Regions from separate parts of the Homo sapiens genome. Here region 2 is linked to region 1. A link is a contact called in ENCODE Hi-C or POLR2A ChIA-PET data. All regions are on one chromosome and are shown on one strand. The core of a region is the stretch at or near the end of the contact, and the rest is flanking DNA. Distances in the headings are between cores, read along the strand shown. Region 1 overlaps DYNLRB1 (dynein light chain roadblock-type 1). Region 2 overlaps PIGU (phosphatidylinositol glycan anchor biosynthesis class U).

The links. Hi-C counts contacts between places; a loop is a spot of excess contacts on that map. ChIA-PET counts read pairs that join two places held with the same protein, here RNA polymerase II (POLR2A). Pooled maps may share reads with other maps.
Region 2: a pooled map shows a loop between it and region 1 (7-fold over the local background). The contact joins two enhancer-like sites. A Hi-C loop is called at or near these places in 3 of 168 maps with a recorded cell type or tissue (PC-9, cardiac septum and endothelial cell of hepatic sinusoid), 1 of 37 single-sample maps with no recorded cell type and 9 of 50 pooled maps. POLR2A ChIA-PET finds 5 or more read pairs at or near these places in 6 of 52 experiments (AG04450, BJ, H1 and 3 more).

What each region holds. Positions count from the first base shown.
Region 1 is chr20:34,534,336-34,541,552 of GRCh38, reverse strand. It overlaps DYNLRB1 (dynein light chain roadblock-type 1), which reads right to left. Exons shown (of 4, transcript NM_014183.4): 3 at 6,758-6,925; 4 at 595-972. The coding sequence ends at 929. Among named protein-coding and RNA genes, the nearest start is that of MAP1LC3A, 21 kb to the left of the region's middle. RefSeq lists a silencer at 2,696-2,805. Within about 2 kb of position 4,337, at least 2 of the 41 ENCODE cell types and tissues checked have a DNase peak (open chromatin) inside an H3K27ac peak, as active enhancers do.
Region 2 is chr20:34,575,380-34,582,596 of GRCh38, reverse strand. PIGU (phosphatidylinositol glycan anchor biosynthesis class U) reads left to right here. Exons shown (of 12, transcript NM_080476.5): 10 at 925-1,049. Among named protein-coding and RNA genes, the nearest start is that of MAP1LC3A, 20 kb to the right of the region's middle. Within about 2 kb of position 3,301, at least 13 of the 41 ENCODE cell types and tissues checked have a DNase peak (open chromatin) inside an H3K27ac peak, as active enhancers do.

The DNA of each region.
Region 1 (7,217 bases), core at 3,088-5,587:
GTGCAGGTGAATTCTGGGAAGCACTCGGCGAGAGGACCCCTGCGCTCCAAGTCTGCGGGGCAGATGTTTGCCCAGGACAGGCTCACTTGGGTGAACGGGGGCCCTCCAGGATTTCTGGGGCAGATAGTGTGGGAAGAGCAAGGCTATTTGAGTCTGAGACCTGTGTCCTGGCTGTGAGGGCGTAGGTAAGCCATTCTAAACCCAAGTCCCCATGTCTGAGGTGGCCCTAACACTCTGTCTACAGATGGTACCGTGAGGTGAGAGCTACTGTATGTTACACGCCAGGTGCATTCCGGGTCCTCAGTAAGTACCACTCTCTTCCCCAGTGCAGCATAGTAGAAAAAATCTTTCAACACTGGCAGCAGTGGGAAACAGTAAAAGAAGGACTAGGGCCAAGAGGCCCAGAAACCAGAGCACCAATTATACACCAAGCTACACTAAGTATGGCCACAGGCACAAGAAGCAGCAGGCCTCTCGGACACCATGAACATCATCTCCCACCAGGGCTGGAGGAGGCAACCGGGCCTCCGACGTGTGATTACACAGGAAGAGTGAGGCCTTTTCAACCTAGTGTTTAAAGACACAACAGACGGGTAAGCATTTTGGTTATTTTTAGTTAAAGAAAAACAGCTTTCTCCAAGGGCGACAAAGTGAACTGAAGGTCAGAAGGAAGCTGGGTGCGGGCTTCCTGCAAGCTCTTGCTCCAAAACCTGGAAGTGAGGAGAGGGCGCTCCGGAGCTCTGGGGAAGGTTGGTGCACACAGGGGTTCCGTTGGTGGGGGAGAAGAGCCGCCAGCCCACACACGGTCACTGGATTGGTGTGAGTGGGTTCCAAGCGACTGCCATGTGCTAGTCCACTGACATGATTGACATTAACATTCTTGGGGGGCATTAAATTAAGGAATGACACAGGGAGCCAAGAGAGTGGCTTATTCGGTTGGATTCTGAATCACAATCAGGAAATAGTCTTTATCTGCAAAAGAGAAAAATGAAAAAAAATCACTAAATGTAAAATGAGAGAAAAACACACAAGAAAGCAAATAAACCATTAAATCACTAACCATAAAATGAGGAAGGGGAGAAAGCAACAAAAAGCATCAACGTTCAGCATCTCCAAATGCTGGGAAAACGGAAGATAAACCTTTAAGATTCCTGCAGGGGCTCCTGCAAGAGGGGCCTCCCCATACCGGGCAGCGGGCACTCTACAGTGTGTCGTCTCTTCTAATCCTCCCCACGACAGTGGCAGCAGGTAGGCAGGATTCTCACCCCTGTTTTCCAGGTGGGGGGACTCCAGTTCAAAGAGCTCCAATGAATTGCCTAAGGCCATGGTTGTCAAGCTAGCAGGCATCCCAACCACCTGGAGGGCTCTACGCCCAGAACCATCATTTAGTGGGGCTGGGGCAAAGCCCAAGAGTTTGCATTTCTCTAACAAGTTCCCAGGTGATGCTGATGTTGTAGGCTGTGGGAGGACCACTGGCTTAAGGTTACCCAGCTACTTAGTGTCAAAGATGGAATTCCGACATACTTCACTGGACTTGGGTAATGTCATTTTCTTTTTTCTCTCTCTCTTTTTTTCCCCTCCGCGAGACAGAGCAAGAGCTCTGTCACCCAGGCTGAGTACAGTGGTGCGATCATGACTCGCTGCAGCCTTGACCTCCTGGGCTCAGGTGATCCTCCCGCCTCAGCCTCCCATGTAGCTGGGACTACAGGCACACCCCACCAAACCTGGGTAAATTTTTAAAAAGTTTTTTGTAGAAGGTCAGGCGTGGTGGCTCACGTAGCACTTTGGGAGGCCAAGGTGGGCAGATCACTTGAGGTCAGGAATTCAAGACCAGCCTGGCCAACATGGTGAAACCCCATCTCTACTAAAAATACAAAAATTAGCCAGGCTTGGTGGCAGGTGCCTGTAATCCCAGCTACTTGGGAGGCTGAGGCAGGAGATCTGCCTGAACTTGGGAGGCAGAAGTTGCAGATCGCCTCACTGCACTCCAGCCTGGGTGATAAAGTGAGACTCCATTAAGAAAAAAAAAAAGTTTTGTACAGATGGGGTCTCACTATGTTGCCCAAGCTGGTTGCAAACTCCTGGGCTCGAGTGATCCTCCTGTCTCAGCCTCCCAAAGTGTTGGGATTATAGGTGTGAGCAACCACACCCAGCCAGTTAATGTCAATTTCTGTCACAAACTCAATTTGTTGGCTTTCCAGAACCTTCTGAATAAGAAAATTTCAAAATGGGACAAAGCAGCCTGGATTCCAGCTCCAGGGATCTGGCCCTGTAAGGAGGAATGTCCACCATTAAATCACAGCAAGTCCAAGTCCTTGGAGGTGAGCCTGAGTGCCTCCCGTTTCACTGAAGAGGTAACTGGAGAAGTGGTATTGTTGCATTTAGGGCTTGATGATTTGGAGTAAAAGACACTGATGTTACCGATTGTGCCTATTTTTATCAGTGGCTTGTTAATTATTTGTTTTCATTAGTGATTTTTATATATGCAGATTTACCCACTTAATCAAACTGCAAACATTGATCAAGGCTTCTTTGTGTCCAGGTCTGGGCCACCCACTTCTCACACGGCACCTCAGTGAATCCTCGAGTCACTCTGAGAACACGGAGCCTCAGAGAGTTAAAGGGCTTGCCCAATCCAGGGTAAATCCACAGGTGGAGTGGGGACAGGGACCTGGGTTTGACCCCATACTCTGAACTGCCCTGGTCTGCTGCCCCCTGCTGAGCATGAGCGAAATGGCAGGACCTCAGCCAAGTCACTTTGTGGCTGTTCAGAGCCAAGCCTAAAGCTTGGTTCTTCCCACGAAGATGGGCTGTTGCAACAGGGAAGAAACAGAAATGAAGTGACTAACAGTTTCATGGCTAACCAATCTGCATACATAAAAATCACTAATGAAAACAGAAATAATTAACAAGCCACTGATAAAAATAGGCACAATCGGTAACATCAGTGTCTTTTACTCCAAATCATCAAGCCCTAAATGCAACAATACCACTTCAGGTGCTTTGTGAGAGGTAGTGTGTGTTGAAGGTTGTGTAGGCTGAGTTAGTTACCTCAGCTTTAATACTAGTGAAGTTAATAAGTGAAAACTAGAAGTCTGTTTTTTTTGTTTTGTTTTTTGAGACTGGGTCTCGCTGTTGCCCAGGCTGGAGTGCAGTGGCGTGATCATGGCTCACTGCAGCCTCAACTGCCCAGGCTCAAGCGATCCTCCTGCCTCAGCCTCCCGAGTAGCTGGGAATACTGGTGCCACCATGTCCAGCTAACAAAAGTTTGTGTTAAAATGTCTTGGCCGGGCATGGTGGCTCACGCATATAATCCCAGCACTTTGGGAGGCTGAGGTGGGAGAATCGCTTGAGCCTAGGAGTTTGACACCAGCCTGGGCAACATAGTGAAACCCTGTCTCTACCAAAAAAAAAAAAAAAAAAAAAAATGCTGGGTGTGGCGACACATGCCTGTGGTCCCAGCAGTATACTAGGGAGGCTGAGGCTGCAGAGAGCCATGATCGCACCACTGCACTCCAGCCTGGGCAACAGAGCTAGACCCTGTCTCAAAAAAAAAAAAAAAAAAAAGCCTGTTCACGTGGGCGGTTCTGGGCCAGGGTGGGGTGAATGTGGCACACATGTGGAGAGCCACACTGTCTGGAACACCTGCTGCTGTCTGCAGCCTGGGAAGCAGTACCTCAGCTGGATGGGGTCAGGTCAGGCAGGTGGGAAGGCATGGATCTCCCTCCCGGGCCAGGCTGCTCCAGGCTGCCCACGATGTGTAGGGTGCTAACTACAGTCTCAAACGGGCACTTCCAGCAGCAGCCAGGCCTGCTCTACGCCTGTGGCCACCCCTGGGTCCTGTGTTCTGTAGCCATCCTGAGGCAATTCAGCGCCAGGGCCTCCTAGGCTCTGCGTGGTGGCTCCTGACCACAGGAGTTCTGGCACCAAAACCCAATTATTTTTTCTTGGCCACATAAAAGTGGGTATGTCAAAGTGTCAAATCACTGGTTTTCATCCTAAAACTATGCCCCACAGACATCCCTGACCCCGTCCCCACTGCTGACCCCACTTCTGACCCATATCAGTGGGGTGTCAGCAGTGGAGGGAGGTTTACAGAGTCATTCATTTATTTAATCAATGGATATTTGCTAGATGCTTACTATGTGCTTACAAGCCCCTGCCCTCATAGAACTTACTCTCAAGTGGAGTAGATGGCCTTAAAAATGCAGGTAAGCATTTGGTGACGAGGAAGGACTTGAGTGGCAGCAGTGAGGCTGAGCCAAAGAAGCATGCTCTGTAAGACAAGCTCAGCGCGCCACCGTCCTCCAGCACAGCGCCGCATGTGTGTGGGAGAGAGACAGTGTGACTTGAGAGCACGGGCGCCCCCTGCAGTGCTGCCAAGGTGAGGGACTGGCCACCTCATCCTCCTCCACTGACAAGGTTGTGGGATCTCCAGGCCTGTGAACCCCAAGGAGAACCCCCTACTTGGGAGCTGCCCATTCTGGACTCAAGCACCAACCACAGTCATGGGCTCTGAATGCCTGTGGGTCTTCAGGGCCAAATTGGAGACGCTGCCGCTGCCAAGTTGAGACCTGAATGGCCAGGAGCTTTCAGATGACACTGTCCTTCCAGAGGAGACATTCTCAGGAGCTTTATGCCAAGGGACACTGTCTGTGGAGAATTTGTCTGATTTGGAGACCAAGTAATTTGCTCCCTTCCCCCATACCCTGAACTCCCAGTGGGCCACTGGGGAGCACAAGGTCTGCTGTGCACAGGGTGAGCAGGGGGACTGTTCCCGGCCCAACTTTTTTTTTTTTTTTTTTTTTGAGACAGAGTCTCACTCTGTTTCCCAGGCTGGAGTGCAGTGGCGCGATCTCAGCTCACTGCAAGCTCCGCCTCCTGGGTTCAAGTGATTCTCCTGCCTCAGCGTCCCAAGTACCTGGGATTACAGGTGTGCGCCACCATGCCCAGCTAATTTTTTTATTTTTAGTAGAGACGGGGTTTCACCATGTTGGTCAGGCTGGTCTTGAACTCCTGACCTTGTGATCCGCCTGCCTTGGCCTCCCAAAGTGCTGGGATTACAGGCGTGAGCCACTGCGCTCCATCCCGGCCCGACTTTTGGGGAGTGAAGCTTTGTCCTCTGCAGTCACACAACATGACAACCTGGGAGGAACTGCAGTTTAAATCTGATTCCAAGGCTTTTTCCCCCAACCCAGGTCAACACACTCAACCAGGCAGGGTGGCTCAGGACATCAGCACAGCACAGTCCCCTACTCGACACTTTACAGATGTGGATTTGCAGGTGTTCTGCGACTTGCCCAGGGTCATGCTTGTGGGAAGCAAAGCTGGGAAAACAGATTCTGTGCCTCCTGCAGTCTTTTCTCCCCGATGGATCAGGCATTACACACAGAAGCGTGATTTTGGAATAATAGACTCTGGAGTTATTCTTATGTTCTTCTCTGTGACTGAACTGCTCTGTCCCCACCCCTCTAGGGAGTGTCCCAGGGAGCCTGTGGGCTGCTGTGACTGGCTCTATAGTTCTTTCCTGCCCATCCTTCCAGGCCTGGTGACAGAACCTATGCTGGTCTGCTGCAGGGAGTGGCTGACCTCCCATCAAATTACCTCAGAACTCTGTGGCCAGCCTCCTTGCCCTCTGTGTTGCCAGTCCAGAGCATTCAGTGTCCCCAGACCCCCCACTGCCTTCCTTTATCCAGGTCCTAATCATAATCCTATCACCTCCTGCCCTAAAAACCTCTGCTTGCAAGATCAAGTCCATGCAACTGAGTTAGGTGTTTGTGGCCCCTTCTAAACTGGACCAAAGCCTCACCTCCCACTCCTCCCCACTCACATCCTGATGCCCTAGATAAGCGGCACTGCAGCGGGAGTGCACCATCACGCGCATACGTGACGCACGCACACTCAACTATGTGGCTCAGCCAAGAAAAAGCAGAGTGAGAAAAAAGTAATAATGCAAAGACGGCCCTGGAGGCTCTGCCTGCCACCCCAGTCCATGAGTGAGAGCGAGGGAGCCGGGCAGGAGATGTGGCTCTGTTGCTCGCTCCTGTGCTCCCATCCTTGTGGGCTCCTCCCAGAATGAGCATCTCCTCACCCTGAGAATGATCCTAAGGACTAAACACAGGCCTTGGTTGCACCACAGAGCCCCCAAATGCAAGGCAAGCACCTCGCGTAAAGGAAACAAAGCAATCTGCTCCCGTGCGGCAGGAAAAGCTGGCTGTAAGGGGCCTAAAGACAGGCCTGGCCTTTACAAGTGGGCAGAGAACATGTTTTCAAGGATAAAATGATACAGTACTTTTGCTTTACATTTTGGAGAAGAATCACTGAATATTCTTCCAAACGTGGCTTTCCGCCCCTCCGCCTTGCTCACACTGCTTCCTGGTGCCCTTAAGATTCAGCTCCAGTGTCCCCTCTTCTGGGAAGCTTTTGCAGACAGCCCCAGACAGGCCTGGCCACACCCTCCTCTATGTCCCAAATGCCTTTGAGTTTTCTCCTATCAAGGAAGGGGAGACACACATGATGCTCACGTGTCTGTCTATCTCAGGAGACTGGGGTTACCCTCTGGGGCCGGTCCCTGGGAGGATCTGCTATGGGACACCAGCTGGAGGCTGGCTAGGCAGTGAGGCAACAACCCAATTCCTTCAACTCCTCGGGCCCTGCTTGGATCCTCTGGAGACACCACTGTGCCAGGACTCCTGATGAGCCACAGAGAATGTGCCATGAGGTCTGTTCCTACATGGGGAGGTAGAAGACCCCTTACCTGGTGCAACCATAATTTCATTTTTCTTGGAGCGAATTCGAAGGAAGGTGAGATCGTTCTGGGGGTCGATGTCACGCACGGTGCTCCGTGCCTTCAGGATGAAGCTGTGCATGAGGCTGGCATACTGGGTGGTGGTGGGGTTGTCCATGGTGCTCTTGATGGGAATGCCTGAGGGGAGAGCAGACGGAGACTGAGAGGATGTGGAGCCCCTTCTGCCGAGCTCCCACCCACACCCCTAATTGGGGAGAACTGGAATAGCAGTTCTCAGTCAATGCCACCATCCGCAGAGGGCTTGCTATGTGACAGGCATGGTGCTGAGCACCCGAAGCATGCCAGTGCCATGCCCTAGAACTACTCTGTGGGTGGCAACACCATCTCATTCGCCCATGAGGCAACAGGAGCTCTGAGTGATGAGGCGACCTGTCTGTAGTCACACAGTGGGGCCAGGATTCACATGCAG
Region 2 (7,217 bases), core at 2,052-4,551, 42 kb before region 1:
GCAACCCTCCCACCTCAGCCTCCTGAATAGCTGAGATTACAGCCATATGCCACCACACCCGGCTAATTTTTAAATTTTTTGTAGAGATGAGATTTCACTATGTTGCCTAGGCTGGTCTCAAACTCCTGGGCTCAAGCCATCCTCCTGCCTCAGCCTCCCGAAGTGCTAGGATTACAGATGTGAGCCACTGCGCCTGGCCCAGGATTGCCTGCCTTGAGGGGTGGTTGAGATGTGGTGAGGATCACGTGAGAGGATGCAGGAAAAGGACTTTACACAGAGGGAGTTCAGGAGAGGATACCCATTGCTATCACTTATTATTAGGTTAAAATAATAATTGAAACTGCTATTAGTTTAAGTTAACAAGAATAGTCCCAGCCCTTAAGAACTGAAAAGCTCTGTGCAGTTCACAGTTCTCTTCCTGGAAAGAAGTTCATCGCACTATGGGTCTGTAGACCCTGCTGACCATGTTGTTAGAGAAAAAAGGCATCAGCAAGGAGGCACTTCCTGCCTTGCGTCCAATTGTCAGAGGGGCCTCTGGCAAGGGAGGCTGCCTAATTATCCTGCCAAGCAGTCATTTAAGCCCAGTCATAAAGAATGCTGACTTCATTTGTTTTCTTCCTCTGTGGCTCCTAGGGGAAGGCCCAGAGCTGGCAGAGGCAGAGGGGGACTGTTGATGGGAAATGTCTCTGTGGGCTGTTTCCCTAGTGTTTGCCAGGCCCTCCTCACCACCTCTGGGTATTTCTGGGTCCCTGCAGTTTTCTGCTCTGCTACTGGGGCCTGGCCCATGCCTTGTGGATAGCAGAGCCAGCCCCTTCCTGAAGTCCCCTGAGGATTATTTTTGGTTCAAAGGATGGAGTCAGGAGTCTCTAGGGTAGGCCTGGTCCCTGACTCATCTCTCTCTCTCTTTCCCCTGCCCTGCCCCAGGGAGCACCCCATCTTCTTCATGTTTATCCAGATCGCTGTCATCGCCATCTTTAAGTCCTACCCGACAGTGGGGGACGTGGCGCTCTACATGGCCTTCTTCCCCGTGTGGAACCATCTCTACAGATGTGAGTACTCCCGCCTCTGCCACAGATTTGTGTCAGCCTGGGCCTGGATGAGACTGCTGCAGGGAAAAGGAATTCATAGGCATTTACCAGGCACCTGTTATGCTGGCAGCACTAGGAGGGGAGCAGAGGCATGAAGCACAATATCTGCTTCCAGGTGCCGCGGACTTGTGATGATAAAAATAATTGCCATTTATTGAGCACTTACTGTGTACCTGGCCACTGTGGCTCTCACAGTGTTACATGCATTAATTAGCTCATTTGATCTTCACACCAGCCTTTGAGGTAAGTATCCACGTTTTGCAGATGAGAAAACTGAGGTACAGAAAGGTAGAGCCACTCATTCAAAGTCACGTGACTTCTAATTAGAAGAGCCGGGATTGGAATCCAGATCTGTGAACCCCTACCCAGTGCTGTCCAGCAGGGCTTTATGATGATGAAAAAGTCCTCTGTCTGCACAGTTCAATAGGGTAACTAGCCACTTGTGTGCCTGAGAACCTGAATTTTTAATTTAAATTTCAGAAGCCACATGTAGCTAGGCTACCATACTAGACAGCAGAACTCTATGCCCTGGGCTTTGAACCATTCCCCAGCGCTGCACCCAAAGGTTACTAGAAGGCAGAGGGGCAAAGTTAGACTTCCCTGCCCACTGTGACAACCCCTCTAAGCTCTAACCATCCCCTCTTCAGAGGTGGCTTAGTGGTGACCTATCTGTGCTGCCTAGGCCCCCAGTGCTCTTAGCCCTCTATGGTGGGTTCTTTTCATTGTTTGGGGGCTCCGTCAGGGTAGATATCACAACTCATTCACCTTTGTGTCCCCAGCACTCAGGACTGAAGCTGACACATAGAAGACCTTGCAAACATTTGTGGAGCGGGTTTTTAAACCTCCCCAATAAAGAGGCAGTGTCAGTGGCCCAGCACCACCTGATTCTCTAAACGAGGCATGGAAGGGAGCTGTTGAACTTTCCTTGCCTGCTGTGGGTGTCCAGCAAGGTGTCAAGAATGAACTAGGGAGTGCAGGCTTCAGAGGAAGTGAATCTTTGTTGTTGTTTTGGGTGTCAACCAGGAAGTGAAACTGACTAGCTGTGGGAAGCAGCCTACCTATAGGAGTGTGCCTCTGAGTGAAGGTAAACAGTGGTGTGGGCAGCTGAGCCAGGGCTACGCCTGCAGGTGATGGCCTAGTGGGGCTGTGACCCATCTGGCCTGACTGGGAGGAGGAAGCAGTGTCTTCTGTGGTGACATCCTCTCTGCACAGACAAGAGTCACCCAGTCCAGCAGGTTGAGAGTCAGCTTGGGGCCCCTCGGCAGAGTGGCCAGTGACAAACCATGAGACCACCAAAACATGGACATGCCTCAGTTTGTGATAGTGGATTTCAAGAATGTAGAATGGATTTTTGTGGTTGCCCATCCCACACTGGGCACTCTTTCTCTCTCAGTGACTGTCTTTCATCCCATTTGCTGAGCAGTCTGGAGAGTCACTTGACTCCGATTCCTGGCATTGCCATTACGAGCCCCATGTGTTCTTAGGCACATCATTTAACCTTTCTGAGCATCTGATTTTTCCATTAATCAAATAAAGAAAATAACTCATGAGTGTGTTAAGTTTGAGAAAGAATATCTGTAAATAGCACTGCAGTTAGTATCGTGAGTAATAATTATGCAGGGGAGTCTCTCACATAGTTCCGTGATCAGAGCTTCGGGCTTGGTAGCCAGAGTCATCAGAATAAACATATTTTTCAAGACGAATAAACTATTTTATGCCCTCTGGGGTGAGGAGGCACAAAGAAGAAGGATGGGGTTTCCAGAAACCTGAATGATCTAATAGTTGCTTTTGCTGGCTGGCAGGGCACATAGTCTGCAGGTTCAGGTTGTCTGAAGATCCTGCAGAGAACAGTAGCTGTCCACCTTTGCTTCACTGCTCCTGCAGCAGGGAGTACACGTGCTTGGAGAACCTGCTTGGGGCTTGACAACTGTGAATCATTATTAGCTGGGAGCAGCATCAGCCCTGGTCCTTAGGACCTATGAGTGGGATGTATGTGTTGAGACGTGTTTAAGCCTACGTTGAATATATTTAATGTGGCTAGGAATTCCATTTAAACATTAGCTGTCAGCGCTAACATGCATGCTCCCACATTCACCTTTCTGTTTTCCTGTGCAGTGGAGAGGAGAAAAGGAACGTGGCCCCTCCCTGAGTGTAGGTCCCAGACGCTGGACTCTCTGGAGCTTGGATGAGTCATACAGACGCACAATTGTGGTGTTAGGGAACAGCCTGCTGGCAGAACCCATGCCAGCCTGCATGGTACAGCAGAAGGAGCCAGTTACCAAAGGGCTGGATTTGTGTGTGTGTTTGTTTTGTTTTTATTACTATTGTATAGCGATAAAAGAATGTTGATAGATATACATATAAAGAATCATGATAAAATATATTCCCACGTGTTTTGGCACCTCGTTTAAGAAAGGGAATATCACCATGGCCTTTGAAGTCCCCAAATCCCCCCTGTTCCCCTTCTGATTGGACTGGATTTTTCAGGTGAGATTTTCTTTCCGAATGCCTGAGGCTCTGAAGGGAAAGTGGCTTGCCTGAAGTTCCAGTTCATCAATCATGGTGCCAGAGATTGGATAAGCCACCCAGTGAATGTGGTGGGGAACCTGATTCCATCTGGCCTCGCAAGTCTGATGAAGGGTGAAGCCTTTCACCTTGTTAGGCCCTGGTCACCTCTGACGCTTTCTGATGCCTGGAACAAGCTGTCCCGTACCCCAGGTCTCCAGCTCCATCTGCTCTGGCATATATAGCTTTAATCTTCTGGCCTGTCAGCCAGCAAGAGTGAATAGCAGCTCCCCATTCCTGCAGAGGTCACCACAGGCCAGAAGCCAACTGCATGCTGGTGATGGTTCTCTAGCCGCATGGGAATGTATCTTTGCAGCCCTTCGAGATAGCACCCAGAGGCTGCCAGTGAGCTTCTCTCGTCTCTTTGCACTTGGTTTCCTTCCTGTCACCCTGTCTGAAATCTGTGTCCCTGGCTGGAGGCACAGAACAAGAACCACCTGGTCTGGCAGGCTGCAAACATTTTATTTTGGGAATAGTCTGTATTCTTTTCAGCAAAATAATTTCCAGGGGATCAGAAAGAACCACTGAGAAATGTACATAGTGATGTTGGGTTAGAGGAGTGGGAAGCATTTGTTCTCCTTCTTGAGGTAGTAACATGGTTTAATAATAATAGTAATTCTCAGTGAAAACGTCCCTTTGCAAGACTCCTTGTTCCTGGGAGGTCTCAGGAGGCTTGAGTCAGGGTTTTGGCCTCTCATCTTTGAAAACCCAGAATTGAGAAACTTCAGATTAGAAAAGAGGATCTTGCAAGCCCTCCAGGCCAGTGTCCAAATTGTGGGATTTCTTAGACCACTAATGTTTCAATAAACTCGGGTGACAGATTGCCAGCTTTTTATTTTGCTGAAGACATTAAAACAATCAACTACCAGCCATTCTTCCCCATGTTATAAAATGAAGGACTTTTTAATGACAACAACAAAATGATACCTATCATTTCTCAATAAAGAATGAACTGTAACTTGAAAACATTCAGCTTTACAAAGAACTGTGAACTACCGTGTCCTGATTATTCTCCTTTTGACACAGTTGGGTGGCATCTCTGTTGCAGACTGTAAGGGGCTGCAGCTGTAATCCAGTGGTTCGCAGCCTCGACTGCATATTGGAATTACCTGGGAAGCTTTTAAAACCTCATATGGATGCCTGAACCCCACCCTAGAGACTTTGACTAGTCTGAGGGCTCTCCGTGTGATTTCATTTTGTTTTGTTTGTTTGTTTGTTTGTTTGTTTTGAGACAGAGTCTTGCTCTGTTGCTCAGGCTGGAGTGCAGTGGTGCAATCTCGGCTCACTGCAACCTCTGCCTCTCCACTTCCAGCAATTCTCGTGCCTCAGCCTCCTGAGTAGCTGGGATTATAGGCACCCGCCACCATGCCTGGCTAATTTTTGTATTTTTAGTAGAGACGGGTTTTTGCCACGTTGGCCAGGCTGGTTTCGAACTCTTGACCTCAGGTGATCTACCTGCCTCAGCCTCCCAAAGTGCTGGGATTACAGGCGTGAGCCACCATACCCGGCCGTGATTTTGTTTTGTAGCGGGAGTTGAGAATCATCTGTATCATCTAGGCCCCTTGCAATGCATGAGCCCCCAGTATAGCATCTCTACTAAGTTGTACAACTAATATAAATGGCCTAAATGTTTGGGAGTTTCTCCACCCTTTAAGTCTCTCAAAACTGTCACTTGGGAGAAGGGATTTCCTGAAGGTCAGTATCAGAGAAGAGAAGGGAACTTCCATTCATTAAGTGTCTGCTGGGAACCAGGCACAGTGCTAAGTTCTTTTTAAAAAGGTATTCTTTTAATTATTTTAAATGATATTTATTAGTTTTTAAAAATATGATAAAGATAAAGAAAAGTAACAGACAATCCTCCTGTGTGATAACCCCTAGAGAGTTAAAACGGGGGAAAAAGTACAGTGTGGTAGGCAGGGTAGTAGCCCTCCCCTCACAAAGATGTCCACGTTGTAATCCCCAGAACCTGTGAAGACATCGCCTTACATGGCAAAGGGACTTTAAGACCTTGGGAGGGGAGATTATCCTGGACAATCCAGGTGGCCCCAGTGTAATCACAAGTGTCCCTCAAAGTGGAAGAGGTGGAGGTGGGGGGAATATGGGAAATCTTCTGCCCAATTTTGCTGTGAAACTAAAACTTCCCTAAAAAATAAAGTCCACTGGGCTTCTTTGTGCATGCCTGTAGTTCCAGCTACTCAGGAGGCTGAGACAGGAGGATCCCTGGAGCCCAGGAATTCGAGGCTTCAGTGAGATATGATCCAGCCACTCCACTCCAGCTTGGGCAATGTAGTGAGATTCCATCTCAAAATAAATAGTCTATTTTAAAAAAAAGATGGAAGAGGGAGGCAGAAGAGAAGGTCTGAGTGATGCAATGTGAGAAGGCCTCAATCCACCATTGCTGGATTTGCAGCTGGAAGGGGGTCATGAACCAAGGAATGCAGGGGGCCTCTGGGTGCTGGAAAAGGCAAGCAAGGGGTTCTCCTCTAGAGATTTTAGCCTGTGAGACCCATTTTGGAACTTCTGACCTCCAGAACTGTTTAATAATAAAGAATATTATTTAAATCACTAAGTTTGTGGGAATTTGCTATAGTAGCAATGGAAAACTAATGTAGCCAGTGATATATCTGTGTCATTTTTTCACATGTCATCTTGTTTACCAAATGAAGTGTGCATTTTAGCCCCATTTTATTTTTATTTTTAAACATTTTTTATTTTTAAATTTTAAAATTTTTTTAGAGATGGGCTCTCACTATGTTGCCCAGGCTGGTCTTGAACTCCTGGGCTCAAGCAATCTTCCTACCTCAGCCTCCCAAAGTGCTGGGATTACAGGCATGATCCACCATGCCCACCCTAATTTTTAATTTTTATAAGTACATACTAGGTGTGTAGCCTCAGTTTACAGATGAGGAAGCTGAGGTCTAGAGAAACTTGCTAATAAATGCAGAGCAGGATTTTAACCAAGGTCTGTACCCGGCTGCCATGCTACACTCCTGTTTGGCTGAAGCCAGCCAGCCTGTCTGCCTCTGGATCACCCTTGAGTAGCAGGTCCTTCCTGAGACCTCAGGGAGAGCTTTCTTCCTGGTGGGATTCGGCATTCCCTTAGAGGCAAGGAGTGAGAGACGGTGTCAAAAAGAGGTCCTTTATCATCTAAGGGAGAGTTGGGAATGTTTGAAGAGCGAGGCAGGGGTCCTAAGACACCAGTTAAGGAGAATGGAAAACGTGTTCCTAAGACCCAGGACTGTGGCACCATGGAGACCCACAGTGGGGCTCTAATCGTCACGGTTCATGCTGGGGTTCCCACCCATAATCCCACATGGCCAGATGGCACCCTGCTTGGGGAGAGGGATACTCTTGGACCCTCCAAGATTAGGAGGTGAGGGGAATATCTTCCTGAAATGCCCTGTTTGGTGCCCCGAGGCACTCATGGCATTTCTAACTATAGCTGGTCTTCAGCCAGCCAAGCCCACAGTGGGAGGAAATAATCGAAATCCAGGAGCTACCACCAGCTGTGGGCATGGGGAGCCATTGACTGAGGAGTCTGGGGTTTGCTTCTTGGCACCCCAG